Regions from separate parts of the Homo sapiens genome. Here all the other regions are linked to region 1. The links are chromatin loops, found by intact Hi-C in ENCODE. Cell type or tissue: heart right ventricle. All regions are shown on one strand.

Region 1 (4,000 bases):
ATAGGTAAGTTAAGTCTCTTATTTCTTATATGATTATTACAATATAGCCAGATAATATGGTTCATATAACTTAGATTCTTAAACATTTTGACTTTAAAGACTTTCTTTGTGACCTAGTACCTGGAGCAGGAGTGAGGTAAGGTAATATTTGAAACTTGAATAGGATATGATTGGAGTTTTAAACAAAATGATGTTTAATAACCAAACTGATCCTGACATTATTAAATCTCCCCAAGATTTCATTAAGTGTCAGGAAAAGGATATTTTGCAGAGCCCAGGTAAAAGCAATGACAGGAAAAAATAATGTCTTCCTACTTTCATTGTCCAGTGAAGCAAGATTGCTCAATAAACCAATTATAGTAGGTCCTCAATTCATGCTTGTTGAAAATAATCTCTAGTTTTAATCTTTTATCTTCCATTGGATGCAAGCAGGGCTGGACTTAGACAAAATGAGAAAGTGGAAAAGTTTGTTTTTAGAATCTTCTTATCTTAGACAAAATTAGGAAGTGGAAAAGTTTGTGTTTAGTATCTTATCTCTGTCTCCAATTTCTGGCATTCCCTTCTGCCCACTTTTCTGCCCAGTCTTTGTTCAGGAGCCATCACTCCATATGCTTGTGGCTGACCCACTGGGAATCCTTAACAGAGCCTGGCACTCCACCCACACTGCCCTAGGTATGCCTCCAGAGCCATGCACAGATATTCACCTACTTTCCCTCCCTTGGTATCAGCAAGACCTTGCTAATATTACAGAGCACATCTCTAGTAGTGTTCAGGGAAATATTCTGGCTTAATGAAGTCCCAGGCTGTAAATAACATTTGTAGGAACAGTTGCAACTTTGAAGAACCGCTATAAGGGCTAAGGAAGGACACTCTACATTGCATTCAAGGGTCTCTGTGTCTCCCCTTAGTGGGCAAGGAAGCTGCCATTTTTCCTCCTCTAGAGCAAGTCTTATCTTCTCATCCTTCTAGTGAGGCCACTGGGCCTCTTATTCGAGATTCTTTCTTTTCTCTTTTTCTTCTCTGTCATCCCAATTAGCTTTCAGAGTGTCTATGATAAAAAAGAAAAAGACAATCTACAATTCAAAAAATTAAAAATTATACTAGAGTTTATGCCTGTAAGTGATCTTTTGATAATAAAACATGTAGGATTTTAAAATTTTGATACTCAATTTTTACAAAAACAAAACTGAAATGTACACCACTGTTTCACAGAGGATATCTTATAAGAGAATTAGAATGGCTGAATCTGAACTTGGCTTCCATAGCTTCTCACATCCAGAAATTCCAAATAAATAAAGTAACTCAAACAACGGCAGTCTGACAACTCCTATCAGACCTGGAGGACACAGGGACCCATCTTCCATGTGTTAAAGGGTGAGGAAGAAAGTAAAATAGGAAAACAAAAAAAGTATGCTTTATCCAAGGGCCTATGTCTTCCCCAAATGACTTTACATTCAGAATCTCTTTGCCTAACTCTCCCCAATTTGAGAGGTATTTTTCTTCAAAATCCTGATCCTGCTTTCATTCCATTCCCTGTTTAGTATAAATTCCTGGCTAAACACACTTGGTCTCAGAGAACCATGTCAAAGGTTACTAAGGTCAAAAAAGCTTTTCTTATTTTCTGACAGTCCCTGAGGTCCTGAGAGAATGCATTCTTCTTTTGTTTGGCTGGTAAATAGGAAGTTCTGCATTTTACTTTCCCCAACAAGGAAGCAAATATTTTCTTATTGTCTTATTCTGTGGCTGTATTAAAGAAAAAAATCAGCATTTCCAGAGCTCTATGCTAACAGGCCACTGGGTGGCAGTCCTGAGCTGTAATGCAGAAGAGAAGAGTCAGGAAAAACCTGTAAACCAGAGCGGGAGATATAATAATGTTCAGGAGATAACAACGTCATCAAAGATCAACTACTTTCCACCAATAGAGCCTAATTAAATGAAAGGAATCATACCAGGAAAAAATGGAGGTAGTATCATACGTTTAAATTAAAACTGCCCAAGACGCTTAGATAAAATTGGCAGAAAAGCATCCCTCCTTCCACTTTCATTATCACCAAGGTAACATGGTCCAGAGTGGAGCTGAATGTCAACCCAGTGCTAATGGGCAGGCTTCTTCCTACTCAATTTTCCCTTTTTCACCAGGACTTCAGAATAAAGCACTAGAACTCACACTGTCCTGCTCTGCAAGCTCCAACCCCAGATTAATCCTGAAATCCCCCTTCTCTGCTTCTATATCTTAGTGATTTGGGGCTTCTAGAGAGAAGTACAACCGTGGGAACTGGTATCTTCACAAAGGTATACTTTCCGATTTCAGAAGAATACTCCATTCATCTTGTCAATACTTCTCCTTATCTAAAAACAGCATCTCTCCCCTCATCCCTTCTCCTTCCCTCACTCCTCTCTATAGCGAGAATCTCATACCTTCAGTTCTGTCCATCCCCTGTCAGCAAGTGATCTTGCCCCCACAGAGACTACTGAGCCCACAAACCCTCAAATCTTCACTCTTCCATCCCACCCCCATACACATCCTGCCCCCATACAGGTTTATCTTCATTTTCACTCATTCTTGCTTCCTGTCCCACCAATCACAAGAAATAGAACAGCTGCCCTCCTCTCCCCTCCAGGTGTCTCCCAGCATTTCACCACATGCATCAATTTCTGTGTCTACATAAACTGTTTGCCCCGCCCCCACCCCCGAATGCTAATATGACAAGAGGACATATTAGAGGAGAATCGAATTCTCTTAGCAAATGGCATGAAAATTCCTTTTGGAGATTTCTTAGAAAAATTCATGGATAAGCCCATTGAGGTTGAAGGCGAGACCTTGACTCTGGGTTGATCACTCAGTTCTAGACAAGAAAAGTAATTCCTTGCTCTAAAGGAGGAGGAAGTTGGGAAAAACGGAGGAGGAGCCAGCAGGATGGCAGAGGGCAGTGTGGTTGGGCGTATAACCCCTCTCCAGGAGCACCTCCAAACTACCTTAAAGTTCCTTGTTAAATTGTTAACTCAATAGATTACCATTAACATGAGTGTTTGTGTAGAAACTGGCGAGAAGGCTGAGATTCGCACTGTGGTGCCACAAGATGGATCTGAAACCACAGGTACAGATGTGGCAGGGGACACAAAGAGAAGCATGAGGGAGCAAGCCTCAGAAATTTAGGGAAATCATAAAAGGAATCTTGGACTGTGGCTTTGGACCAGGTTTACAAAGATGGACCAACATCTCACAGAGCCAGGGAGGCCCCAGCTGACATTGGCTTGCTCTAGCTTCTCCCATCCTAAACAAAAGCCTCTCTACCCTGAGCCCTTTTTCACTTTCTCCTTCTGTCATCATCCAACTCTCTCAGAAGCTTGGTCTGTACTTGTGGCAGCTTCAGCACCTCCCAATAATTTCTCAAACTTCTGCTGACTGTTCTCACCAAGGTCATCAATGATGTCCTCATGAGGAACATTCTCAGTCCTTGTCTCACAGAACAGTTCTTCTTCATTAGGCACCACTGATAACTTTCATCTTATCTCTCCTTGGGTCTCTGACCTTTCCAGTTGCCTTCACCATGGGCTGCTCCTCTTCTTTCTGCTGCTTAAATGTCAGTGTTAGGGATTGAGGAGGTGCATTTCCAACCAGCATCTGAAAGACTTATGATGTTCACCAAACTAGGGTTAACAAGCCTGTGAGTTGAATTTGACTACAATTGAGTCAAACTGAATGGTGCAATCAGAGTGTGAATGAAGGAAAATAAAGAAACCAAGGGAGGAAACATTATAAATGGCAGGGAAGGGAGGCCAAGAATGTTCTTGAGAATATTAAGAATATTCTGAGAATAAAAGAAACAAGCTGGGTATGGTGGCTCACACCAGCAATCCTAGCACTTTAGGGAGCTGAGGCAGAAGAATTGCTTGAGCCCAGGAGTTCAAGACCAGCCTGGGCAAAATAGCGAAATCTTGTCTCCACTAAAAATACAAGAAATTAGCTAGGCATGGTGGTGTGCATCTGTGGTCCCAG
Region 2 (4,000 bases), 270 kb after region 1:
ACACCAGGCACTAACTCAAGAATCACCTGGCAGGATTAAGAGAAGGATAAACATTGTCAACTAGATTGCTTTCATCATTCTAAGGCTTCAGATTAAAATCCTTTCTGTCCTTGGACACATCAGAAGACATGGATCAAAGGGAAGCCAATTCATTACTCCTTCTGATTCAGTGAGGGGGTTGTGTCTTTGACCAACCTGTTCTTCCTGAGGGTGTATCAAAAGGAGACACAATCATAGCGCCACCTTTCAGGGACAGTGCTCATGGTTAACCTCAGTCCTGCAATTTGATGGAAGTGTTGGGCCATTTATAGAAACACAAACCTCATTTTGTTTCCTGGAGTGCAAACTGAGCCTGGATTTTCTTGATGTTGCAGGGGTGAACAGCCTTTCTCAGTCACTCAGTGCCAATCCATTGACCGCCTCTACCCTTGTCCACCTCGACCTCTCAGGGAACGTCCTTCGTGGAGATGACCTCTCAGTAAGTTTTCTTTTCTTTATTCCATCTTCGAAGAAGCTGTGTTTAATAAGCCTGGAATAATTCTAAACATGTCTTTGTAGTGCATTTTCCTGCCTCTCTCTTTGTCATGACACCTTTGAATCATTTAGTTACGAGCTTATGAAGTGTTTTACTGAAAATTCCAGAGCATTCGTTAATTAAATGTCATATATCACCACAATTATTTTTTTTTCTCATTTAGTGATGCTGAAGTTCACATTTTTTTGGAAGTAATGCTGTTGAAGAATTTTTTTCTTCATTTAAAAACATTAGCTTACAGGGACCAGGCATGGTGGCTCACACCTGTAATCCCAGCACTTTGGGAGGCTGAGGCAGGCAGATCACGAGGTCAGGAGATCGAGACCAGCCTGGCCAACATGGTGAAACCCCATCTCTACTAAAAATACAAAAATTAGCCAAGCATGGTGGCACTTGCCTGTAGTCCCAGGTACTCAGGAGGCTGAGGCAGGAGAAGTGCTTGAACCCTGGAGGCGGAGGTTGTGGTGAGCCGAGATTACACCACTGCACTCCAGCCTGGGCGACAGTGTGAGTCTCCGTATCAAACAATAACAACAACAACAACAACAAAAACCCATTAGCTTACAGGTTAAAATTGCCTGGTAAGGAAGATTGGGCACATTAACTGAACTTTCTCATTATTATTATTGTTACTGGGAAGACTGATGGTTATAGGTTACAATTGAAAGGGAGTATTGGGATAAACCTGAGCACTCGTCTATTCCGTGAATAAAATAGGGAGAAGAGTGGTCAACATATAACCTGGGGCCATTTCTTCGGAGTTTGAATATGAAGGCAAAAACTACTCTCTCAATTATAATAAAATTTTTAATGTAACTGAATCAATAATGTAATATTTGGCAGATCTTTGACACAGTGGATTAGGTATTATCTCATTTCCATATGTGGCAAATGATCCCCTCTAGTCACCAAGATAGAATTGTTTCTTTAACAACATGGCCTACACCCAGCGGCCATCTTTGAATGGCCTTAATTTGCATTCCACTGCTTTGCCACAGGGCTGAAAAACACTGTGAAATTTATTCTTATTTCTCTTGTTTTGGTTTACCTGTAAGGCAGGAAGTACAAATGAAGGCCTTTTTGTATTTTTTTTTCCTTTTCCTCTCCCTTGAACTTAAAATTATTTAAATAATACTTGATTCCTGGTGTGCCACGATTTTTCAATCCATTTTCCAGTTTCAGTTGTTACCTTCACTGACAGTTCATAAATCTGCTCCCCCCCAAAATAAAACAAGGCCAATGTGACACCACCAAAATAATACTGTGGCAAAGTAGAAGAATAGAGGGAAGGATAAAAGGAAAGGCTAAAGATTAATAAGATTCAGCTAAAATAGGAACATTAATAGTCACCTAAAACAACAAAATAGCTCAAGATTTCTTTTTCTGGCCAGGGTGGGTCCTGTTGTAGCTTGCTTCTGGGGAGTGGAACGATGAGACCTGAGTGAGAGTGGGCTGGAGGGGAGAGTGGGCGGGGAAGGCAAAAGTTCCAGGAGCCTGGCGGCAGGTGCAGGAGTTTACCTGACCCTGTGCCCTCAGGGAAAGCAGCCTAGCAGGGCCTGGCCTCTTTGGAGAAGTGTGGCCAAATAGTCTTGTCACCATTTCATGGTGATAAGAGCTCCCCCAGCTGGTAGCTGGGAGCAAAGCCACAGTAAACTTAAAAGTCTCTTGAGACAATTTTTGCCAGGCAAACAGAGAGAGAGAGGCAGAGGATCTTCATGTGAGAGCAAAATGACTTTTCTGAATCAGAACTTTTCATAACAACATCCATTCTATGGCTGGGTGTAGTGGCTCACACTTAGAATTCCAGCACTTTTGGAGGCTAAGGCAGGTGGATCTCTGGGGTCCAGGGGTTTGTGACCAGCCTGGACAATATGTTGAAACCCTGTCTCTACAAAAAATACAAAAATTAGCTGGGCGTGGTGTCACATGCCTGTAGTCCCAGCCACTCAGGAGGTTGAAGCGGGAGGATGGCTTGATGCCGGGAAGTGGAGGTGGCGGTGAGCCGAGATCATACCACTGCACTCCAGCTTGGGCGATAGAGCCAGACCCTGTCTTAAAATAAATAAATAAATAAATAAATAAATAAATAAATAAATAAATAAATAAATAAAAAAAAATAAATGTCATTCTGTGTGTATGGTTATTTTAAAGTGTTAAGTGTTTACAGGCTATTTTTTTGCTCTTCTGAATTCCTTGATAGGATTCTTCTGAAGCACCATATAGCCAAACTGCTACACATAGTAAATGTTTGCAAGGACGTACTCAGTATAAGCTTGTTTGTTTTTGCAAGTATCCAGTGGCATCCAGTGAAGCAGAGGAGAATTTAAGCTATTTGCCTGGTGGCAGGGAGCTTGGACTCAGCTTGTTATGGGTGGGCTCTGGCAGTTGCTACACATACAGGGTAATTCCAGAACAACATTGCTGTTGATGTTCAGTATCTCAGTTGAACTGATCTGTTGATCAGTCTCATTATTTTGATGGCCTTGAATGAGAGGACTGGGGAAGTTTAAGCATTGTGACCCCCTGAAACCAGAAGTGTCTTAGCTATTAGTGAAATTTTTAAAAAAGCACTCATATTGCTGCCAAGCCATTCTTGTTAGCTTTGAGAAGTAACTAAGGGTAGAAAAATCATTATGTCGGACAGAAGAGAGGATAGCCTGAGACCATCCTGTGGTTCAGATTCAGATTCGTAGTTCTGCAAACACTTTCAAAAGTGATTAGCATTTTGATAGAGTGATTGCAGTTCAGGTGGTATTTTAATCTCAGGGGTTAAAATGAATTAGCACGGTTCCAAAATTGTATAATAAAAATTAAGCTATCCAGGAAAACTAAGTCATGCATAACAAAATGGGGGTTTGGTTTTCAATATTCCATTTGGCCTTTTTTTAACTCAAACATAATTTTAACTATTCTTGGGATTTTCACTGTCAGGGAACCTAAAGGAATGACAGAAAATTCTGATAATCCCCTTGGGAAGAGCAGAGAATGATCTGAGAAATTCTGGCAACTTCCTTTTAAAACATTAACTTGCATTGTGTGTATGTGTGTGTTTCTAGAATCCTAACATTTATCTTTTATTTTTTTTCAAGCACATGTATAATTTTTTGGCCCAGCCAAATGCCATTGTTCATCTGGATTTATCCAATACAGAATGTTCCCTGGACATGGTAAATTTAAAATATATATATATCTTGCTCTGAGGGGTCTCAGAAGAGCTATTTAGATGGGATGTAGGGGACCTCTAATAAAAGATTCTCCTGGACCTAGAAATACTTGAAAAGAAGAGTGCCTTATTTCTTTTTCAGGTCTGTGGAGCTCTTCTCCGTGGATGCCTTCAATATTTAGCTGTGCTCAACCTCTCCAGAACTGTCTTCTCTCACCGGTATAGATTTATTTCTGCTCTCATTGTCATCTGGAAGTGTCTTCTTCTGAGAAAAGTTGTAGTGATAAGGAAAACAGTGATAA
Region 3 (4,000 bases), 490 kb after region 1:
AGTGCCAGATGACCCAGCACAACTCATGAGTTAATGTTTGAAAGGTGTAGTGGTCTTTCCCTCAGTTCTTCAGCTGCTGCCTGGGACGCAGGATTTACTTCAGTGGAGTCAGTTATGAGATGCGGCAAGAAGAGAAAGTGCTCTCCAAGTGCGTGTTTATTTTACTGCAAATTTCATTTTCAGATGCATGTTTGTGTAAAATGCCTGTACATTTCCTTTGGACCATCTGCTGTGGAAGTAATAGGTCAGATTCAAGGGTGCTCTTTCCCTGCGGGCGTGGGGTCAGACCGATTCAGATCTTGTTCTCTTACACAGGCAGGGAGCCCAAAACTTGCCTCTGCTGTCCTTCTCTGAGAGTCTACCAAATGGCTTCCTTACTATTGTTGCACAACACTACACATAATTTTAAATTATATCACCCACAATTTCTTTTAGAAGCTCCACAGAAAGACGTCCATAAAATTAGCCCTAGTAGGGTTCTTATTGTTTCATTAAAGGTTTCTGGTAACTTTCTGATGTGATGGAACAGTCATAACTACAAATTTTATACATTTTGGATACATGACATAGGCGTTTGCTTTCTTTTTAGAAAAACGTGAAACTAGGAAGGGAGTGTATTCAGAACTGAGCTCCCTACCTGGCTGATGACAGAAGCATGGGCAGTGGAGGAGCCAGTAAGTGATCTCCCAGGCATTCAGCTCACTCAGCCCCGTAGCCTCCCTTAGAGTGCTTTTCCATGCTTGTGTCTTAAACAATGGGCACAAAGTGATGAATTCGGAATGGACACACAGTAGCTGCTTTTAAGCGTGATTCCACCTGCCTCTAGCTGTCGACATAAGGCCACACTAGAGTAATTTTGTGGCAAATTCTGAGCTTGGTTACAGAACTTTTGGGCAGGCAGGACTCAACAAGCAAATCCCCCCCAGAGGGGGATTATGATTTATATTTGCAAATCACCAAATAAAGTTCACATAAACCTCATGAGAGATTCCTCCTTCCATGCTATAAAGTGGAGGTCAGAAATGTCGAGACTTTCCCCAGGCTCCTCAGGAAGAAAGAAGCAGAGCCAGGACTCACACAGGACTTCTGACTCAAAAGCCTTTTCTCTCATGAGCCACTGGCCATGTGCGGTGGGCAGAAGTGGCTCTTACTCTCCTCCTCAGGAAACTCCCCAGGGCTGAGGGAGGGGATGTGCTGAAGGGTCAGCAGGTGAAAGCAACCCTCACATAGGCCCATTCTGTAGGAAAGGGCAGAGCCCCTGTGCCCCAACATCTACTGCAGCAGAGGCCAGCACTTGAATAAGAAGTGCTGAGGAAGTGACCAGCACTTCTTTCTGAAGCAAGCCTAAATTAAGGGATAGTAAACCCCAGGAAGGAAACTCTGGACTGCTCCACTAGCATGAAGACAGCCAAAAGGGCACCCAGGGTGCTCTGCAACCTTTTGCTCACAGAAGTGGAGGTGCTGAAGGTGCTTACTCTAAACTGAAAAAGGGATATTCTCTGAACTTTCCTCACTCTTTCCCATCCCCAAACTCGCAGACTGTGATAAGCCATAGTTCCACTATTAGACGGTAATCCCCTGCATGGCAAGATCTTTGTATTTCATGGTATTTCCAGAAACTCAAATTGAATCCAACATAGAATAGGCTCTCAGCAAAGGAGTATTAACGATGATATTAGATTTCTCTAGATAGATAAAGATTTCTCAACCCTGGCACTTTTAGCATTTGGGGGCAGATAATTTTTCTTTTTGGGGAGTTGTCCTATGTAAGATGTTTAGTAGCATCCCTGGCCTTGACTATGAGATGCCGGACCCACCACCAGTTGTGACAACCAAAAATGCTTCCCAACATTGCTGAATGACCATTGGTAGCAAAATCAACCTTGGTTGAGAATCACTGCTTTAGAGGAAGAAATGAACTAACATATCTGAGCCTGGGCTATGTGCTGGATGCTTTATTGATGTGATCTCAGTTTGATCTTCACAATAACCCTGTGAGGTAGGTATTACCATGTACAGCTGAACAGACTGAGGCACAGATTATGTAACTGGTTCAAGAACTCTCAGCTTAGATGTAGCAGAGCTAGATTCTGAAGTAGGCCTGTCAGATTCCTATGCTGACAGGAGGCAGAAATAACAACGGAAACAAGATCTGTACAGGCATTCGTGGGTGTTCTACAACTGTTGTTCACATAATCATCATTCTCATGTCTTTTTCAGTTTACTAAAAGGTTGAAGTCTGAATGTATATTTTAAGCACCGATTTCTATTTTTTCTCCGTAGGACTATTAAATGCAGTATTCATAATTTCACTGTAAATTTTCTCCAGTGTCACTTCAGAAATGTATTAAAAGTCAGATATATTTTCACATGGAATGACTACTGGGCTCCCCCTGGTGTTAGCTTTGATTATATTTGACTTTAAAGGAGCTCATGTGTGACCGCATTTCAAATTAATGAGAGCTTTCTCTAAGAGGCAGTTTAAAAAATTCAGCTGGCTCTCATTGATTGCATTATAAAATTGTTTTATTCAGATTTTGCAAATATTATATTTAAGGGCCTAATGTAACTTAAGTTTTATAATGTTACAAAACAACTAATTTGAATTTGTTGTTCAAATTATTTTTTATGGACCCAAAGAGACATTTGAGAATATGGGAGTAACTGGCAAAAACAAACATATACAGTCATGAGCCACATAACAATGTTTTGCTCAATGCCAGACCACATATATAACGGTGGTCCCATATATTATAACACTATATATTTACTGTACCTTTTCTATGTTTAGATATTCAAATACTTACTATTATGTTACAGTTACCCACAGTGTTCACCACAGTAACATGCTGTACAGAAACCCAGGAGAAATAGGCTATACCCTATAGCCTAGGTGTGTAGCAGGCTCTACCATCTAAGTATGTGTAAGTACACTCTGATGTTAATACAACGAAATCGGCTAATGATAAATTTCTTAGAATGTGTATCCCTGTTGATAAGCAATGTATGATAGATGTGTGTGTGTATATATATATACACACACACACATATATATGTATGATAGATGTGTGTGTATATATATATATGGAAATGTTCAGTCTCACTTTGATGAAAAGAAGTGCAAACCAAAATAATGTGGTAATGCTGTACTCTACCAACTAAACAAATTTTTCTTTAAATAACACCAAATTATGTGAGGGCAAAATAAAATTGAAACAGTCATGCTTTGCTACTGGCCTTCTGGTGCAATAATCTGGAATAGTAACAATATGCAGAAAAAGGCATAAAATCTTGTGTATTCTTTGACCTAATCATCCCATATCTAGGAATGGTTTAAACAAATACTTCAGAAGGAGTTAAAGCTATTTTTGCATAGATGTTCATTACAGCATTGATTGCAATAATAAAATATTGGAAACAGCCTAAGTAGTTAACAGTGATCAGCTTGGCCTGGCCTGGTGGCTCATGCCTGTAATCCCAGCACTTTAGGAGGCTGAGGCAGGTGAATCATCACGTGCCTGTAATTTCAGCTACTCGCGAGGCTGAGGCAGGAGAATCATTTGAACCTGGGAGGCAGAGGTTGCAGTGAGGGGGATGTTGTGCCACTAGACTCCAGCCTGGGTGACAGAGTGAGACTCCGTCTCGAAAAAAGAAAAAAAAATTCCCCCCAAAATATCCCAAACAATGAAAGATGGTATATTTAACTAAATTATGGTACAACCACTTTAGTATAGTTGCAGTTAAGGTGGGCTTTAGAGTCAGACTATCTGGGTTGAAATGCTGGCTCCAGTGCTAGTTCTGTTGCTCCAAAGAAGTTGAATCTCTTCATTGGTAAGGTGGGTATAATAGTAGTACCTAGCTATAGGATTGTTTTGAGGATTAAACAAGATCAAGTGCATAACACATTTAGAAAAAAATGTGTGGTACAAAGTGCTCAGTATATGTCTTGATGCAGCTATTGAAATTGAGAATTTAAAAATAAGAATTATAAAATTACATA
Region 4 (4,000 bases), 330 kb after region 1:
ACCCTAGAGAATCCTAAAATGAGAGGAGCAGCAATAGCTTCTTCTGCGTGAAACAGACAAAATGCATGTTTTTGAAAAATTCATTTGAGAAAAACGTGTAAGACTGTCTTCCAAAATCTGAAAGACAAGACAGATATCTCTAATAGCACAATTCAAATGCTGCCTGTGGACCAGAGGTGGCCCACTAATGGATGGTTCCCCAGAGGAAGCATCCAGAAACTTCTTGAGCTTCCAATATCAGTGCATATGAAAAAATATAGTTTTTCATTGTAGCACCAAAAAAGATAGAGTATCCAAACACATGTTATCTTTCTGATTTTTCTTTTTTATTGTATTTTAACAGTGTATTGGTTTGTGCTAAATTGGAAATATAAAAAACCAGTTTATCACCACATTGAATGTAAGAAACACTGTTTTCTATTTCCTGGCACAGTAAAGAGCTACATGATTGTTTAGAGCTCCTGATTCAGCCTTTTTTTAAATAAGTACAAACAAAAGCAATAGAGTATTCATTCATTCATTCATTCATTCATTCATTCATTCAGGATGGAGTCTTGCTCTGTCACTCAGGCCAGAGTGCAGTGGTGCGATCTTGGCTCACTGCAACCTCTGCCCCTAGGTTCAAGTGATTCTCCTGACTCAGCCTCCCGAGTAGCTGGGATTACAGGTGTGTGCCACCACACCTGGCTAATTTTTGTATTTTAAGTAGAGATGAGGTTTCACCATGTGAAATCCTTTCTCAGTCTCCTGACCTCAAGTGATCCACCTGCCTCAGCCTCCCAAAGTGCTGGGATTACAGGTATAAGCCACTGCACCTGGCCTAGAGCATCCTTTTAAAATAAACTTATTTTAGAAACAGTTTATTGATAACCCATGGCTCCAGGAATGGCCTTAAAATGCTTACTTATGACACAAATAGTACATATTATACTAACAGAAATCTTCATGTGAGAACTACACTGAAAGTTTGAATTTTTCACTTTTTTGCATTTGTTTTTTCTTAAAGAATTTACTCAGAAAGTATTGATTTTTTTAATTGCGAAAAAATTTGCTGAATGCACTTTTGGTTTGAACTTCATTTTAACATTAATACTGCTGATTTAGATTATAAGGAAAGAGATTAAGTCTCATATGAAGGAAATACTGTCTTCAAAATGAAACCTTGGTTTCAATGACTTTCAGATACCATTTTCACCAACTTAAGTTTGTAAACGTTCTCAAAGTTTCCGTGGACTTGCCAACTGGTTTTCATTGTTTCAGAAGAATTAAATCAAAGTTCCTGGTGTCAGATCAGCTCAGCACTGAAGTTTGTTAATTTCAGCCAAGCTTATTCTACCTCTTATTTAATTTTTTATGTTTACCTAAAGTATAACACTGGAAATTAAGAAATCATATCAAATATGGTATTCATTATATGAAAACAATGAAAGCGAGCAGGAATTAAAATTTTGCTAGTAATTTCCTTCTTTTCAGTCCTTTAAAAATAATGAAAGTTGGAATTGTTTTATTACTCTCAGATACTTTTTAGTATAGAAGGAAATTTCTTCAGAGGAATTATCAAATAAAATTAATAAAAAGAACACTACTATGTTGTCTCTTCATTTACTAAGAGATTTATAACTTATTGCTTAAAACACTCTGTCCTCCAAAGAAAGATAATAAAAGGAGGTAAGTTACTGTACTGTGAATGTATTAAGAATTGTCCTTGTCACTCGTCAGCTTTGTGCTCCACTGCGCCATCTTGTGGAAGACGTCTTCAGGAATCCTGCTAACCAGCACTTTCTCTGTACTTTAATTTCTCCTCGTACACGTCTTGACCTTCTAGGCTGACCATTTCAGCAGACGTGGCAAGACCCTTCCTCAACAAGAATCCTTAGAGATCGAGCTGGCTGAGGAGAAGCCAGTTAAACGTTCCATCATCACAGTGGAGGAGCTAACAGAGATAGAGCGTTTGGAAGATCTGGATACCTGTATGGTAAGACACATCCTCTGGTGGTACCGTTACCCTTTTCACTGGACTGTGCCATTGTTTTTTTTTTTTTTTTTAAATCTCACCTTTTGAAATCAGACCAAACAAAACACTGTCCCCACCCTCAGACAATTCTTTCAGAAAAGTCCTAAAGAGGCCGCTAATGAAGTGAATAAAGCTGAAGCTTCAGCCCCCTTCTAAGGCCCTGTAGCCATAGTGGGAAAATTCCTAATTAGGAGAAATAGATTAGGTAACTCTTAAAGGTTTTTGTGACAGGAAAATATCTTCAAATAAAATTATAAATAAGCCATTAAAAATGTGGAGAAAGACTTTTTCAAATAAAAAATATATATAGGGTGACTCTTTCTTGGTCTTACCTGTTTTCTTTTGTTACACAACTTTTTGACAAACCCTTAAATTTGGGCTTCCTGTTTAGATGAGATTCTGTTTCGTTAACCTGATTTGATGTGCTTTAGAAGATGGAATGCACACTATAATGTTTACCTAACTGTAGGTCTTAATTTCTTATCCATTTTCTAAATTTCATGTAGCATATCCATCTGGCCCTATAACTAGAGTATTTAGGTTGTTAATACCTTTTCACTCTAAGGAAAATTTTATCTGAATCCTATTTCATTATTTTAAAATTTATATTAATCAGCATAGCTACTTCTCACTTTACCATGAAACAATTGTTTGTGTCTATATCATCCTCTGTATTCAATATGTTTATGTCTTACAAAATGTTTACTTTTTAATAATTCCTTATAATCTGAGGTGGTGGTGGTAAGACTAGGTTTTGGTTACTTATATGTCCAAATGTTTCTACATTAGCTTGTGATTTTAGTAATTTTTAGATGAAGCCATTGTTAAGAAATAGTACTTGTTTTAACTTTGAACACCAAGGATCTGATATGGCCGATATTACTTTTCTAACCTAGGAGGGAATGTAGTGTGTTAAGAAGTTTACTTATTTATAAACCACTGTTATCATGTTTTAAAGTCTGTGAATAAAATATTTGAGGGTTCTCTATGTAAAGTCCTGTCCTATACAAGGAGAACAGCAAAGAAAGCCTAATGTATAATCCAAGATTGTAAGCAACATTCTAATATCACTAAATAAGGCTGAAAAACAGTTTTCTATATAATTATATAAACCTGCACATATATTTAATCTGGGTGGAGGAAATTGTCAAGTTTTTAAAAACTTGGTTGTCCATCTTATTATAACATTTATATTTCATAAGTATTTTGAGTTTGTTTGCCTTTTGAGGCATTAGAAGTTGGACACTATGTTATAGGATAATTGTTCTGGAAAGCTCTTAGACTAGCCCTAAAAGAAAACAAATAATAAGAAATAGATTTGAATTAAAAATTTGAAATCAACTCCACATACCACGTTTCCTACCAGATTTATTTGGTCATGTGTAAATTGGAAAAGGGTGAAGGAAAAAACAAGCTAGTAAAATGTATTTTATTAGGTTTATAGATGATGTGGTTTGGAATGAGGAAAAGTTGGTTATGAAAGACTGGCTCACCTACTGTAACGTTGGTTTTAAACTGTGTAAACTTTGTTTGGAAGTAAGTTTTTTTGTTTGTTTAATTTGGTTTAGTTTTGTGAAAGGAAGAAAAAGGTTGTTTGTTTGTTTTAAGTGAGTGAGTTGAGGGTGGAGGAAAGGAATAATTTTAAAAAATGCAGTTGGAAGACCACCCTCAGAACTTAAGGGACAGGCCTGCAGCAGGCACAGCCCCTGTGAGTCAGCATCCATTGTAAAAACATTCATGTTGCCATGATGCCTAAAGAGGCAGGAGTAGATGTAGATCTCTTTGAATTCAACTCTCAGGACAAGCCACGTTAGGAGGGTAGACTTTATCTGGTTTAAAGGGCCAAGGAGGTAAGCAGGGAGGGCCATTCCTGAGATGAGCCTGTGTTGAGTCCTAGGGTGAGGAGCAGGGCCCTGGGTGTTGAGGGAGTGACAGAGAAACACAAGAGCTCTTCATCAAAAAAAGAATATATAGGTAGGCATGAGT
Region 5 (4,000 bases), 380 kb after region 1:
AATCTCCATATTTATATTTTGACTGATTCTTGCTGGAACTTATTTACAGTAAAAACAACAGATCTGTGTCTTGGTTTGAAATGCAGGAAATGGTCAACAAGAGGCTCAGAGTCCCATGAGCTTAATGAAGGAGGAGATGAAAAGAAAAAGCGAGATTCTCGGAAAAGTAGTGGCTTTCTCAATTTAATCAAATCCCGGTCCAAATCCGAGCGACCACCAACGATCTTGATGACAGAAGAACCCTCCTCACCAAAAGGGGCAGTCAGAAGTCCACCTGTGGACTGTCCCAGGAAGGACACAAAGGCCGCCGAGCACAATGGCAATTCTGAACGGATAGAGGAGATAAAAACACCTGACTCCTTTGAAGAGAGTCAAGGGGAAGAAATAGGGAAGGTGGAACGGAGTGACAGCAAGAGCAGCCCACAGGCAGGGCGGAGGTATGGGGTCCAGGTGATGGGCAGTGGTCTGCTGGCAGAGATGAAAGCCAAGCAAGAGAAGAGAGCTGCGTGTGCGCAGAAGGTAAGGGTGGACCTATTTTTAATTCATTCATTTATTTGATATATAATAGATGCACACATTTTCATGGTGCATGTGATATTTTTATGTATGTCTATCACCTTAAACATTTAACTTTCCTTTATGCTGGGAATATTCAAATTACTCTCTTCTTGCTATTTTGAAATTGACAATAGATTGTTGTTAACTAGAGCTACCCTACTGATCTGTCCAATACTAGGTCTTGTTTCTTCTATCAGCTGTGTTTTTTGTACCCATTTTGTACCTCTTTTCATCTCCCCCCATGTCCCCACACTTCCTGCCGTCTGGTAACCCCCAATCTACTCCTTGTCTTCGTGAGATAAGTGGGGGTTCATTTTTGACTTGGTTGTCCTTGTTTGTGTTTTTGCCCTCGCTGGGTTTATTTGGGTGAGAAAATAAAAATAGCCTGTTGGTTAAATAGAAATCCAAAACCATAACTTATTGCTAAAGAACCTGGAGCACAGACCCTAAAGAAATGGCCATGTTCTCACTTTGGCCTGAGGGTCACAGTCTTGTGGAGTGCCGGCATTCTAACATAGGCTTTGAAGACTCCGGTCTTTCCCCACCTGCCCAGGGGCCTCCTGTGCATGTTGTGGAAGCATGTCAGAGATGTTCCGGGGCCAGGTGAAATGCTCACATCTGGGGGAAAAGACAGTCGGCTGAATCCAGATGGAAGACTGAGGGTAATATTGAAGATAGGTGAACTAACAGAGGGAAATAAAAACACTGAAACTAGATTATATATAAAAATGGGAACTATTTTCTAACTTATTCCCTTTTCAAACCTAAAAATTATTCTCTTTTTAAACCTAAGAATGCCTTGCTATATTCCAGATTTAAAAGACAAAGACAAAAGAAAAAACACTCAAGGTATTCTATTAGAATTAACTGAATATTTGACCATTGATATATATCATCTGTTGCTACAGAGAATAACTTCATAGTTTAAAATTTGCTGAGTTCCCCCCAAATCTGACTTAAAACATTATTTATTCTTCAAATCTCCTTTTAAAGTATAAGGAGTCTTTTTCACTTTTCTTTTTACCCCTGTTTTCTCTTGTCACTCACTACATGAAGGATTGTATCTGTGTGATAAGATGAACATACCTATGTTTAAGTCAGGTTGTGGTTTCTGTGCATTATCTTGAGCTCCATTATTTTTACACAACTGGTTCTCCAAGAAAGGAAATCACATGTCTATTTTATTTGAAGTATCACAATAAAACAGTTCATCCCGGTGAGCCCTTGACTTTCAGAAAGTAAACAATTAACTACATGGCAGGTGTAGGGAGCTCTTTTATATGGCTTCTAAACAACCAATGTTTAAAAATTAAACTCCACTTCCCACCTGATCTTACAACTATTTACCAAAGTTCTCCCACCAACATCAACATTATTTAGCAATTCTTTAATTGCAGAACCCTCCTAATTCACTGAGCAACCCTTAGAGTTGGGAGAGACCACAGAACTATATCCTGCTCACTCAACAAAGGAGGCATGGTGTGGCCCTCACTGGTCAGAATTCTGGATAATACTACAACCATGTCATTAGTGAGTCAGATGCCCAAGGAAATGTTAAAATTTTAATCCATGTTGTGAATTTCTTTATAACAATGAATGTGCGGTTTTGATTAATATGCTGTTTATGTTTTTCATGATTAACAGTTTCTTTTTGGTGTAAAGATGACATTTACTAGAGTGTTTTATTCATGTACTTTGGATTTGATATATAAATCGACTTAAAGTGACAAAACCCTTATGGTTTTATATTTGTTTAGGGCTTACACAGTATTAATGATCTGTTAGCGCCATCTAGTGTCACTTTAAAACAACCATTGTTAAAAATTCTTGCTATTTAAAATTCAGACCAGTCATGGGTCTTCTGTCAAAATCATTAAATAATGAAGTTTTTCAAAAATTAGCTTTAGAACATTTTTTTTCTAAAGTACCATGACTGTATTCTTTCTAAAGGTAGCAACAATAGCATCAATGATCAATATACTGTTGATAAAATATATGATGTCTTCACCCTCCTATAAGTAATTCTCTTTGCGTTGCTGGCATTTGAGATATATACATATAAATATGTTTAAAGAAAAAGAACTGTAAGTATGAAGATATGACACTTTTCATTTATTGACAAAAGAGAGAAATAAGCAGTGAATACTTAGAGTTCATATATTTTCCTCTGGGGCCTCCAAGTCATCTGTCCACACACAAAGGCAATGGGCATTGTATTATTTTATCCTTATTCCCCACAGTCACTTTGGGATTTATAAATAACTTTAAAAATCTGGGAGGGAAAAGAGAACAACTCCCAGGATTGCTTTAGAGATGCAGGCAAATGGGGTGCCCCGGGTACAGAATTTAAGGAGGTCCTCACTTTCAGGTGCCTGCCATGCACTTGGAGGAACCTGAAAGGGAAGGATGTGAAAGGGGACTTCATGGATGGTCCCCAGCCCTGTCCTGCAGACACTTGTCCTGGGCACAGAGGGCTGGCATGGGACTTCCTTTTTAGGGGATCACTTTTCCATAGTGATGCCGAATAGTGTGCTTGTGTTAGCTGCAGTGCTTGTATACACATTTCCTCCTGGAGATCTGTTCAGCACCTTGCATTCATGACAGTGGAGCTTTTGTCATCTTCCTGAGAAATTCCTCAGCCTTCCTGCCACTTGGGTGCTTCCTTCTGATAGAGCCAGCACTCCTGGGGAGTGTGTGACTGGGGTAGATTGATGAATTCAGGGAATGAGGCTTATCTCACCTGCATTTCAAATAATACTTCCTGTATCATCAAACACAGTTTAAAGTTAGGAATTGGCTGCAGAGCTTTTTAGGTTTGTCAGAAGCATGGGATGAGCAGGAACCAGCAGTCTGAAGGTCAGACTGCCTTGGGAATCATCATGCCTGCTGGTCTACTGGTCCACAGTGTTTTTGCTTGTTAGACAGGCAGTAGATGTAGACCATCTTTGTCAATATAATTCTTAGATGTTATGAAGTAAACACCAGACTTTGCTTTGTATATCTTTTTTTTGTATCTAAATGCCTCAGTCTAGTGTAGACTTTCTAAACTTTCTACTCCTACCCCAAGACAGTGGCATTTTACTTTCCCCATCATCACCATCACTAATTCCTCCCACCTGCAGATTTTTAAAAAATTTATTCGGTCCTGTTCATCTGTATTTACCTCCTAAATAATAGATCTGTGTCATGTGGTTCTACCTCAAAGCAAGGAAGACCCTGCCTATTTCAGGACCCCTTTCACCTGTATTATCATTGAGGTTGGAAAGGTTTCTGCTGCTTTGAAAATTATATATATATTTTTAAATAGATAAGGTCTCGCTCTGTCACCCAGGCTGGAGTGCATTGGCACGCTTTTATAGTTCAGTGCAGCTTTGAACTCCTGGGGTTGGTCAGGTGATCCTCCTGCCTCAGCCTCCTGAGTAGCTGGGACTTCAGATGCATG
Region 6 (4,000 bases), 140 kb before region 1:
CTGTTAAAAGATTTGAGGTTGACCTGGATGTCCCAATGTGGAAGGCTATCTAAAATATATTGATGAGTAAAAAATGCAAGTTGCAGAATATCTGTACTAGGATTTCATTTAAAAACAATAGCAACATCCCAAAGGTGGTGTGTGCTTTGCCAAAATTAAAAAAAAATAAAAACAACGGCAACAATAACACTCCCTCACTACCAACTATGTGGGACATCTTATTGAAAACAAATATATGTAGAGAAATGTTGCTATGTCCAGAAACAGGCCTGGGAGGATACACACTGAGCTATTATCAAAGCTTACCATAAGAGTGGGTGGAGGGAAGGGCAGGAAACAGGGTTTCCTGAGAGGTGCTTGGTGGGGTTACTTCCTTTTTATTTTACATAGCTCCACATTCTTAAGCTTTTTCATATCATTTAAAAACATTCAAAAGGAAATAAGTAAAAAAGAAATTTTAATAAATGCCTCTGCTTGCAAGCTCAGAGTACAAACTTTTGCTTATACATTTTAAATAATTAGAATTTTAAAATTAAATTTCTGCATTTTTTTCAGAGGATCTGTGGTAATGAGAAAAAGTACTCTTTCCTTTGGTGATTATTTTGCAAATATAAAAATGGCAAATTGCCCTTTCTGAATTTCAGTGCAAATATTCTAGATATGATCCTAAAGACTTAAACAGTTTTGAAGTGCAGGCAGACAGAAACTCAGTGGGCCATTCCCTTAAACCAACTAGCCCACCAAATTCTTGCTCAGAGGTGAGCACAGACAAAAATGTGATGCAGGAATTCACTAATTCAATGACCATGTCTTTGCCACACAAATACTCATTCTTGTCTTGGCAAACATACCCTTTCCCTCTTATAATGTATTTCTCTTTCTTATACCAAAACCCACTTCCAGAAGGGTGCAATAACACATTCACATGAATGTATAAATGACTCTTTAATGTTATACCTTCCTAACCAGATTTGCTTTTTAACAAACTAACAAAGGAATGAAGCTCTAATGGTGGAATCTCACACATTAGTCAGAATCTGGGGGCTTCGGCAGTCACTGACTGCTTATGCATATCCACAGCGTCCTCAGCAATGGCCTGGGGGCGCCAGGTGCTTCCAGACTTACAGGTGATGGTATATGTCAGGATCCCGCTGGAGCCGTGTTTGGAATCCTATATACAACTCATCCCAGAGTAGACCATTCTTCACCACGTGTCTGATGACATCCACCCGGCTATGGATCTGAAATAGACATGGAACCACTAGCAGGGGCAACCCAGGAAGCAGAGTATGGATCCCTCCTGTCCCTGGGAGGAGCAGCTGCCCATGATGGCAGAGGCACGGAGAGCCAAGGAGAAGAGTCTCTGGGAGCAGATATCACAGGCTGAGGAGAAAAGGAAAGATGCTAAGTGCAGCAGGACTCGAAAGAAGGAAAACAGGAAATGGATTAAGAGCAGGGGGAGCATCTGACTGAGAGCACAAACTGCAGATTCATGGGTTCAAATCCAGACTCTAGCTGTGTGATCTTGGTCACCGTTCTGTGCCTTGGCTTTCTCATCTATAAAATGAAGACAATAATAGAACATGCCTCATAGGATTGTTGTGAGGATGTATATAAAATACTTAAAGCCTGGCACATAGTAAGCACTCAAGAAATCTTTGCTGTTATCGTCATTCTAAAAGCCGAGTGTTCAAGTCTCCACCTGAACATTCAGAGGCAAAGCAGAGCCTGGAAGCTCACAACAGTCTATAGTTTCTGGCCTGTCATAGAACAGGATTACTTTAAATCAAGTGGTCAAGATCCTTATCCTTAAAGAATCCCAACTTTTAAACTGTTGAAGAGCCAAAGCAGCACAGGATTAGGAGACAAGCAGAGATGGTCTTGAGTCTCAGCCCTGCACTTACTAATTATGTGACCTTAAGCTTGCTAAGCCTCCGTTTCTCTATTATGAGACTGTTGAGAGAAAAAAATGAGATAACTTATATAAAGAAAATAAAGAGAAGTTATCCTTGGTTGCACATAGTTTTAACAATCCATCGGCACCAATGTTAGAGTTTAGAGGAGCCCTTTCAGTGTCTGCAACAAATTTTCTCCCGGTAAATATCATGCTAATATCAGTAGAGGCAAACTTTCCATAAGTGACAGGCTATTAAATGACACAGAATGATTGGAAGTTTGGCATTTTTAGATCTATTTCTCTTTTTTGCACCATTTGTATAAAACAATTATATCCATCGTGAACTGAGGTTACAAACATAGGGCAGAGTTTTGCTAATAGAGGTTTAGAAACATGATTCTACAATTTGGTCAGGTTAAGGTCGGCCTGGCTAAGATGCAGTACCAGGACCTGGTTCCTCCCAATGCAGGGTAAATGGCCTTTTTTGGCCTTTTAGCTGGGAGAGAAGCACACAGGAGAATTGGAAGTAGATTTAAGAAATATTTGGGGTGTAAAATGGAAAGGTCTAGATGACTGATTAGATTTGGGGATGTAAGGAAAAGGGAAGAACCAAAGATTACTCATTTGTTTCTAGCTTGACTGACTTGGGGAATGATATTACCAACGATCAGATAGAAAAAGGAAAAAGAACATTTTAAAGAAGGAAGATGAGGAATTGAACTTTGAACAAGTTGAAAATTATGTATTAAGCATTCAGAAATTCAGACAATTATATCTAGCAGGCAGTTGACTATTAAGAACCCAAAGCTTGACAGCACTGGAGGTAGCCAGAGAGCGCTCTGGGCTGGACATATGGATTATTTTTGGAGTCATTAACAGAGAAGTGATGTTAGCAGGTGAGTTTACCCAGGAAGAGACTTGGGAAGAACAGTGGAATGAACACAGAGTCCTGGAAGGAAACAAGAGACTTAAGCAGTGGCTGGGGAAAGAGGAACTCCAAAAGAATGCAAAAGAATATTCAGGAAAACAAGGAGGTACTGTCACTGGGCTAAGGAGAAGACTATTGGTTCACAATGACGGACAAATTGCGTGCATAACCTATCTCCTCTGCATTTCCAGATCCAACTAAAATGTTGCAAAGCAATTATACAGGAATAAACTGCCACATTGAAAAGAAAAGGAAGTGATTCATTGACAGGAGAATTCAACTAATTACGTGAATCTAGAAAGCATGCAGACAAGTGGAAACCGAAGATGCAGGGCAGAGGCTGTACAATCCCAGACAGTACATGGAGGGGTGTTCAGATGTGGAGGGAAGAGAAGTAGGTACTGCGGATGACAGGAGGGCAAGCACAAAAGTTATGTCCATGAGATAGCTGGCCCCTTCTCTACCCCTATATATGGCTCCCAGGTCAAATATATTTCTACAGTTCTCTCAATACATAGAATCAATTTTGGGGTAGGGGGAGAACAAGGGCAGGTAGTGTGTTTGTGATGCTGAAAGCAAGAGCCTCCACATTTTTGCACTCGGGGGTCCCCTAGCTGGCTTCTCTCCTCACCTTCACAGCTTAAAGCATACTGATGATCCTTTGGCCAAATACAGCCTAGCTCTCATTTCATGTAGTCTATAACTCTTTAAGAACATTGACTCAGCTTTCTACATTTATAACTTTGGGTATTTCACATGAAAATCCAGATTTCCAAGTTCTCTGGAAATTTCAGATCAGCCGGAGCTCAGCAGGCCTGCCCCCTTCTCATCCCGCATTCTACTTGATGCAGTCTGCCCCAGCTTCACCAGTTTATGAGATGTGCCTTGCACCAGTGTGCGAGCCCTCTGTAAGTAGAGCCTACTGGATGACAGATCCTACACCTATACATAAGAGCCCCAAATCAGCTGAAAAAAGTCTTTTTATCAGTAAATATGGACTAATCCTGTAATTCTTAAAAGTCACCCACAAAGAAAGGAGGATCAAGCTAGCATAAGTTTTCTTTAGAGCAACCTTGTCTATAACTGGAAGCCAAAGGAGCAATGCCTTCCGGTGTCTATGGAAAATGATTAGTCACCCAGAATTACATGCTGAAACTTACTTACACACCATGAGG
Region 7 (4,000 bases), 370 kb before region 1:
AATGGACGGCATCTAACACATAGTAGGTCGTTAATACATGGTAATGACAATATATCCAAGAGTGGGATAATACTATTTATTGAGTACATGCCATCCACTATTTAATGAAAGACGTAATCTATATGAAAAGACACAAGGCTGGCATGGTGGCTCACGCCTATAATCCTAGCACTTTGGGAGGCCAAGGCAGGAGGATGACTTGAGCTCAGGAGTTCAAGACAAGCCTGGGCAACATAGTGAGACCTCATCTCTACTAAAAAGAAAAAAAAAAATTAGCCAAGTGTGGTGGTGCATGCCTGTAGTCCCAGCTGCTCAGAGGCTGAGGTGGGAGGATCGCTTGAGCCCAGGAGGTCTAGGCTATAGTGAACCGTGATTACACCACTGCACTCCAGCCTGGGTAACAGAGTGAGACTATGTCTGAAAAAGAAAAAAAAAAAAAAAAGAAAGAAAACACACAGTAAATTGATATGCATCAGGGAGGCAAACAGCAGTGGAGAGACAGAAGGAGATCTTTGCTTTTTTCTGTATTTTTATGAGAATGTATTACTATATAATTAAAATGAAAAAAGAGAGACTATCTTATTTAATGTAGAATAGTTTCATGGAGGAAAGTAGCATTTGAATAACAGAGTTTCACCACAGTAAAATGAAGACATGGGTGTACAGATACTTCCAGGCTGAGTGAATGGCATGTGTGCATTCGACAATGTTTCTTGGATGTCTACTGTGTCAAGCATGAATAAACGTGTGGGGACGAAGGCATGCTAGTCACATGTGCATAGCAAATGAGGAAACTAATCTCATCAACAGAGGCTTGTCAGTGACCCAGCTTTACTTTAATCAGTTGTTTCTGGCTTTAGTCAGCTGTTGTTTTCCTGCCAATCACAAAGCAAAGCACTTTACATTCCTTGGGGCCTAAAGACTAAAAGTTTTATTGAAGGAACCAAAATAATTTCATAAAAATAGGTAAAAATCTTCATCCTTTAAAAATTTTTTGAAGGAAAAAAAATAAAGTTTTATGAGATTTCCAGTTAAGAATTCAGTACAGGCTGGACGTGGTGGCTCACACCTGTAATCCCAGCACTTTAGGAGGCTGAGGTGGGCAGATCACCTGAGGTCAGGAGTTCCAGGCCATCCTGGCCAACATGGTGAAACCCTATCTCTACTAAAAATACAAAATTAGCCGGGTGTGGTGTCGGGTACCTGTAATCCCAGCTACTCGGGAGGCTGAGGCAGGAGAATCGCTTGAACCTGGGAGGCGGGGGTTGCAGTGAGCCGAGATCATGCCACTGCACTTTAGCCTGGCAACAGTGAAACTCCGTCTCAAAAAAAAAAAAAAAAAAAAAAGGAAGGACACAAAACCTTACATAGAGTATAACCTCAGCCATATATAAATGGATCCCCAGGGAAAAAAGTCTAGAAAACCATACCAAACTGTTAAAAATAATTATCTCTGGTAGGGTAGAATTAAGGAGAAAATTAAATTTTTGTCAATAAGTGGTAATTTTTATTTGATTTATAAAAAGATGATATACTTATTTTGTAATACAGAAAAAAGATGTAAAAAAGATCACATACCTTGGCAGGGAGTGTGTATACACAGAAAAGTTGGTTGGATATTTTAATAATTTTAACAAAACTTAGCACTGGGTGGAATGATTATATATGACTTTATTTTTTTTTTGTTATATTTCTCAATGTTTTAAAAAAAGAAGTTACTACTTTCAAAGTGTTTAAATAGAGATTGAAGAAGACACGAACAATTCCTCCCTGTTTACCCAGTAATTTTTTAGAGGCACTCCGAGGAAATAATTTTGATGAGCTGGTCCAGAAACAGCTGTTAGTCCTAGGCTGTTCCCACACAAAGACATCCATATGACAAATGGGTCCCTTGGTACTTCAGCCTCCTTGAGTTGCTATTTATAACCTTTGTGCTCTGGGTTGCTTTTATATTTATTTAAACGTGATTTTACCCATATAAAGATGCTGTGGATGGTATCACACAATGTGTTTTGCCTTCTACAAATAGCCCTGTTAGTACGCTGGAGACTCTTGGCCAGGCATGGTGGCTCACACCTGTGATCCTGTGCTCTGGGAGGCCAAGGCAGTAGGATCACTTGAGCCCAGGAGTTTGAGACCAACCTGGGCAACACAGTGAGACCCTATCTCTACGAAAAATTTAAAAATTAGCCAGTCATGGTGGCGTGCGCCCGTGGTCCCAGTTACTCAGGAGGTTGAGGCAGGAGGATTGCTTGAGGTTAGGAGTTTCAGGCGGCCGTGAGCCACTGAACTCCAGCCTGTGTGACAGAGCGAGACCCTCGACTCAAAAAACAAAACAAAGCAAAAAACCCAGTAAGTTGAGAGTCTTAAATGAACGCTTCTACTTTCACCTGACTTATAAACGTTGCGTGGGTAAGCTGACAGCAAAAAAGGTCCCCGGATGCTTAAAAAAGAAGCATGTGCTGTTACCATCACTTGTCAGTAGGTGGCAGAAACTCACCAGCTCGTCCGTGCCTTCCTGCCCGTGGAGCCAGCACATTTAAAAACAGCTTTCAATAATAATTAGAACACAACAACCCACTTAAAAAGACTTACTGAAATAAGAGCAGAATTAAAGAAGCCTGCATTCTACTAATAATTTTCTGCAGCATTTAGTTAGTCTTTAAAAAAAATACTTCTGAAAGAAAGTATAATCGACTTGTTTTTGTAAATCCTAAACTGGACATGCTAATTCTAATAAAATCCAAAGTGCTCTTTAAAAACCTCTGCAAATTGGTCAGGCACGGTGGCTCACACCTGTAATCCCAGTACTTTGGGAGGCCGAGGTGGGCGGATCACCTGAGGTCAGGAGTTCGTGACCAGCCTGGCTAACATGGAGAAACTCTGTCTCTACTAAAAATACAAAAATTAGCCGGGTGCGATGGTGGGCATCTGTAATCCCAGCTACTCCGGAGGCTGAGGCATGAGAATCGCTTGAACCCAGGAGGCGGAGGTTGCAGTGAACAGAGATAGTGCCACTGCACTGCAGCCTGGGTGACACAGCGAAACTCTGTCTCAAAAACAAAACAAAACCTCTGCAAATTAGTTCAGGATTAATCTATTGCCTGTTTATGTAATTACAATGGAAGACTGGTTGAAAAGAAACTGATCTGACATTGTTACTAGATAAAGGTGAATAAAGGGGAAATCCTTTGAAGGTGTTTTTCCCCCCCCTTTAAAATTACCAGAAATTTTATATCTGAAGAAAACAATGTGAGAAAGGTACTTGGTAGTGATGTTTTTTTCACTTCTCAGCCCATGTTACTAAGCAAAATTTCTTGGAACTGCTGTAGTGGCATCACTGATCCTCTGATTGTAGCAATAATGTAGCACAATGGCACTATCCAGGCACAAACAGCTTTTGTGCCGTGCTTCTTAAAGTTCTATCTGCTGTGTAAGCCACTGGTGGTACTGGCCACGGAATTAGCACTAACAGTGGGGCAATGACAGTTACAGTCTGTCTTTGAGGCCTGGCCAGGTTTCTTACAGGCTCTTGTCTGGGGGCCTGCTGGCATTTTCACAGTTGGAGAAAGCTGCAAGTGTTCTTGACAGTTTGTGATTACCAGTGCATGATCTAGAAAGCTTAATGAAAGCTTTCTAGCTTTCACTCAAAAAACCATCATGGGGGTTACCTCTGAGGATGCGCACTGGGGGCTTGCAGGGGTCATACCTTTGGATGTTTCACGGCGCTCACATATTACTGATCTAACACCTCCTCCACAGCCTCGTTTGGAGGGTGTTACAGCAGCTGCCTACTCTTGCCTGCCTTCCTTTGCTCAGACACCATTCTGCCAGAAGAACGCTCTACATCATTTTTCCCAGTTCTATGATGATCTTTCCTTCCAAGAGTCACACTTCCTACTTTAAGACAACCAAGTAGCTATACAGTCAGGAGCTCCTATTACAGGTGTTACTGATCTATTGACCAGGCATAAATAATGCAAGTTTACTAGCTCAATGG

The links. A loop is a pair of places that touch in the nucleus more often than their neighbours do. Peaks named below come from ENCODE experiments on the same cell type or tissue, not always from the same donor. Only the 100,000 strongest peaks of a DNase experiment are listed, where the experiment ranks them.
Region 2: it touches region 1 in a loop (4-fold over the local background); 31 of 110 quality-filtered maps call a loop at or near these places.
Region 3: it touches region 1 in a loop (7-fold over the local background); 40 of 110 quality-filtered maps call a loop at or near these places.
Region 4: it touches region 1 in a loop (20-fold over the local background); 62 of 110 quality-filtered maps call a loop at or near these places.
Region 5: it touches region 1 in a loop (4-fold over the local background); 44 of 110 quality-filtered maps call a loop at or near these places.
Region 6: a loop joins it to region 1, with 4 times the contacts of the local background. A loop is called at or near these places in 2 of 110 quality-filtered maps.
Region 7: it touches region 1 in a loop (12-fold over the local background); 2 of 110 quality-filtered maps call a loop at or near these places.

The regions. Positions count from the first base shown.
Region 1 is chr6:25,221,859-25,225,858 of GRCh38, forward strand. No RefSeq gene overlaps it. Among named protein-coding and RNA genes, the nearest start is that of CARMIL1, 56 kb to the right of the region's middle. In heart right ventricle, CTCF peaks have their summits at 1,800 (motif pointing right) and 2,003; a DNase peak (open chromatin) is centred at 1,803; H3K4me3 peaks cover 521 bases; H3K27ac peaks cover 2,204 bases; H3K27me3 peaks cover 238 bases.
Region 2 is chr6:25,488,108-25,492,107 of GRCh38, forward strand. It overlaps CARMIL1 (capping protein regulator and myosin 1 linker 1), which reads left to right. Exons shown (of 37, transcript NM_017640.6): 13 at 375-478; 14 at 3,625-3,702; 15 at 3,841-3,917. Among named protein-coding and RNA genes, the nearest start is that of SCGN, 160 kb to the right of the region's middle. In heart right ventricle, CTCF peaks have their summits at 2,162 (motif pointing left) and 2,366; DNase peaks (open chromatin) are centred at 2,114 and 2,484.
Region 3 is chr6:25,715,948-25,719,947 of GRCh38, forward strand. No RefSeq gene overlaps it. Among named protein-coding and RNA genes, the nearest start is that of H2AC1, 8.6 kb to the right of the region's middle. In heart right ventricle, a CTCF peak has its summit at 2,395 (motif pointing left); no DNase peak of the experiment used is centred here; H3K27me3 peaks cover 1,198 bases.
Region 4 is chr6:25,554,876-25,558,875 of GRCh38, forward strand. CARMIL1 (capping protein regulator and myosin 1 linker 1) reads left to right here. Exons shown (of 37, transcript NM_017640.6): 29 at 1,826-1,975. Among named protein-coding and RNA genes, the nearest start is that of SCGN, 95 kb to the right of the region's middle. In heart right ventricle, a CTCF peak has its summit at 1,747 (motif pointing left); a DNase peak (open chromatin) is centred at 1,766.
Region 5 is chr6:25,600,228-25,604,227 of GRCh38, forward strand. It overlaps CARMIL1 (capping protein regulator and myosin 1 linker 1), which reads left to right. Exons shown (of 37, transcript NM_017640.6): 33 at 87-519. Among named protein-coding and RNA genes, the nearest start is that of SCGN, 50 kb to the right of the region's middle. In heart right ventricle, a CTCF peak has its summit at 2,344 (motif pointing left); no DNase peak of the experiment used is centred here; H3K27me3 peaks cover 512 bases.
Region 6 is chr6:25,085,659-25,089,658 of GRCh38, forward strand. It overlaps the pseudogene CMAHP. Among named protein-coding and RNA genes, the nearest start is that of RIPOR2, 150 kb to the left of the region's middle. In heart right ventricle, no CTCF peak of the experiment used is centred here; no DNase peak of the experiment used is centred here; H3K27ac peaks cover 4,000 bases.
Region 7 is chr6:24,853,699-24,857,698 of GRCh38, forward strand. All of the region lies in intron 8 of RIPOR2 (RHO family interacting cell polarization regulator 2), which reads right to left. Among named protein-coding and RNA genes, the nearest start is that of ARMH2, 57 kb to the left of the region's middle. RefSeq lists an enhancer at 2,303-2,597. In heart right ventricle, a CTCF peak has its summit at 2,476 (motif pointing right); a DNase peak (open chromatin) is centred at 2,493; H3K4me3 peaks cover 351 bases; H3K27ac peaks cover 378 bases.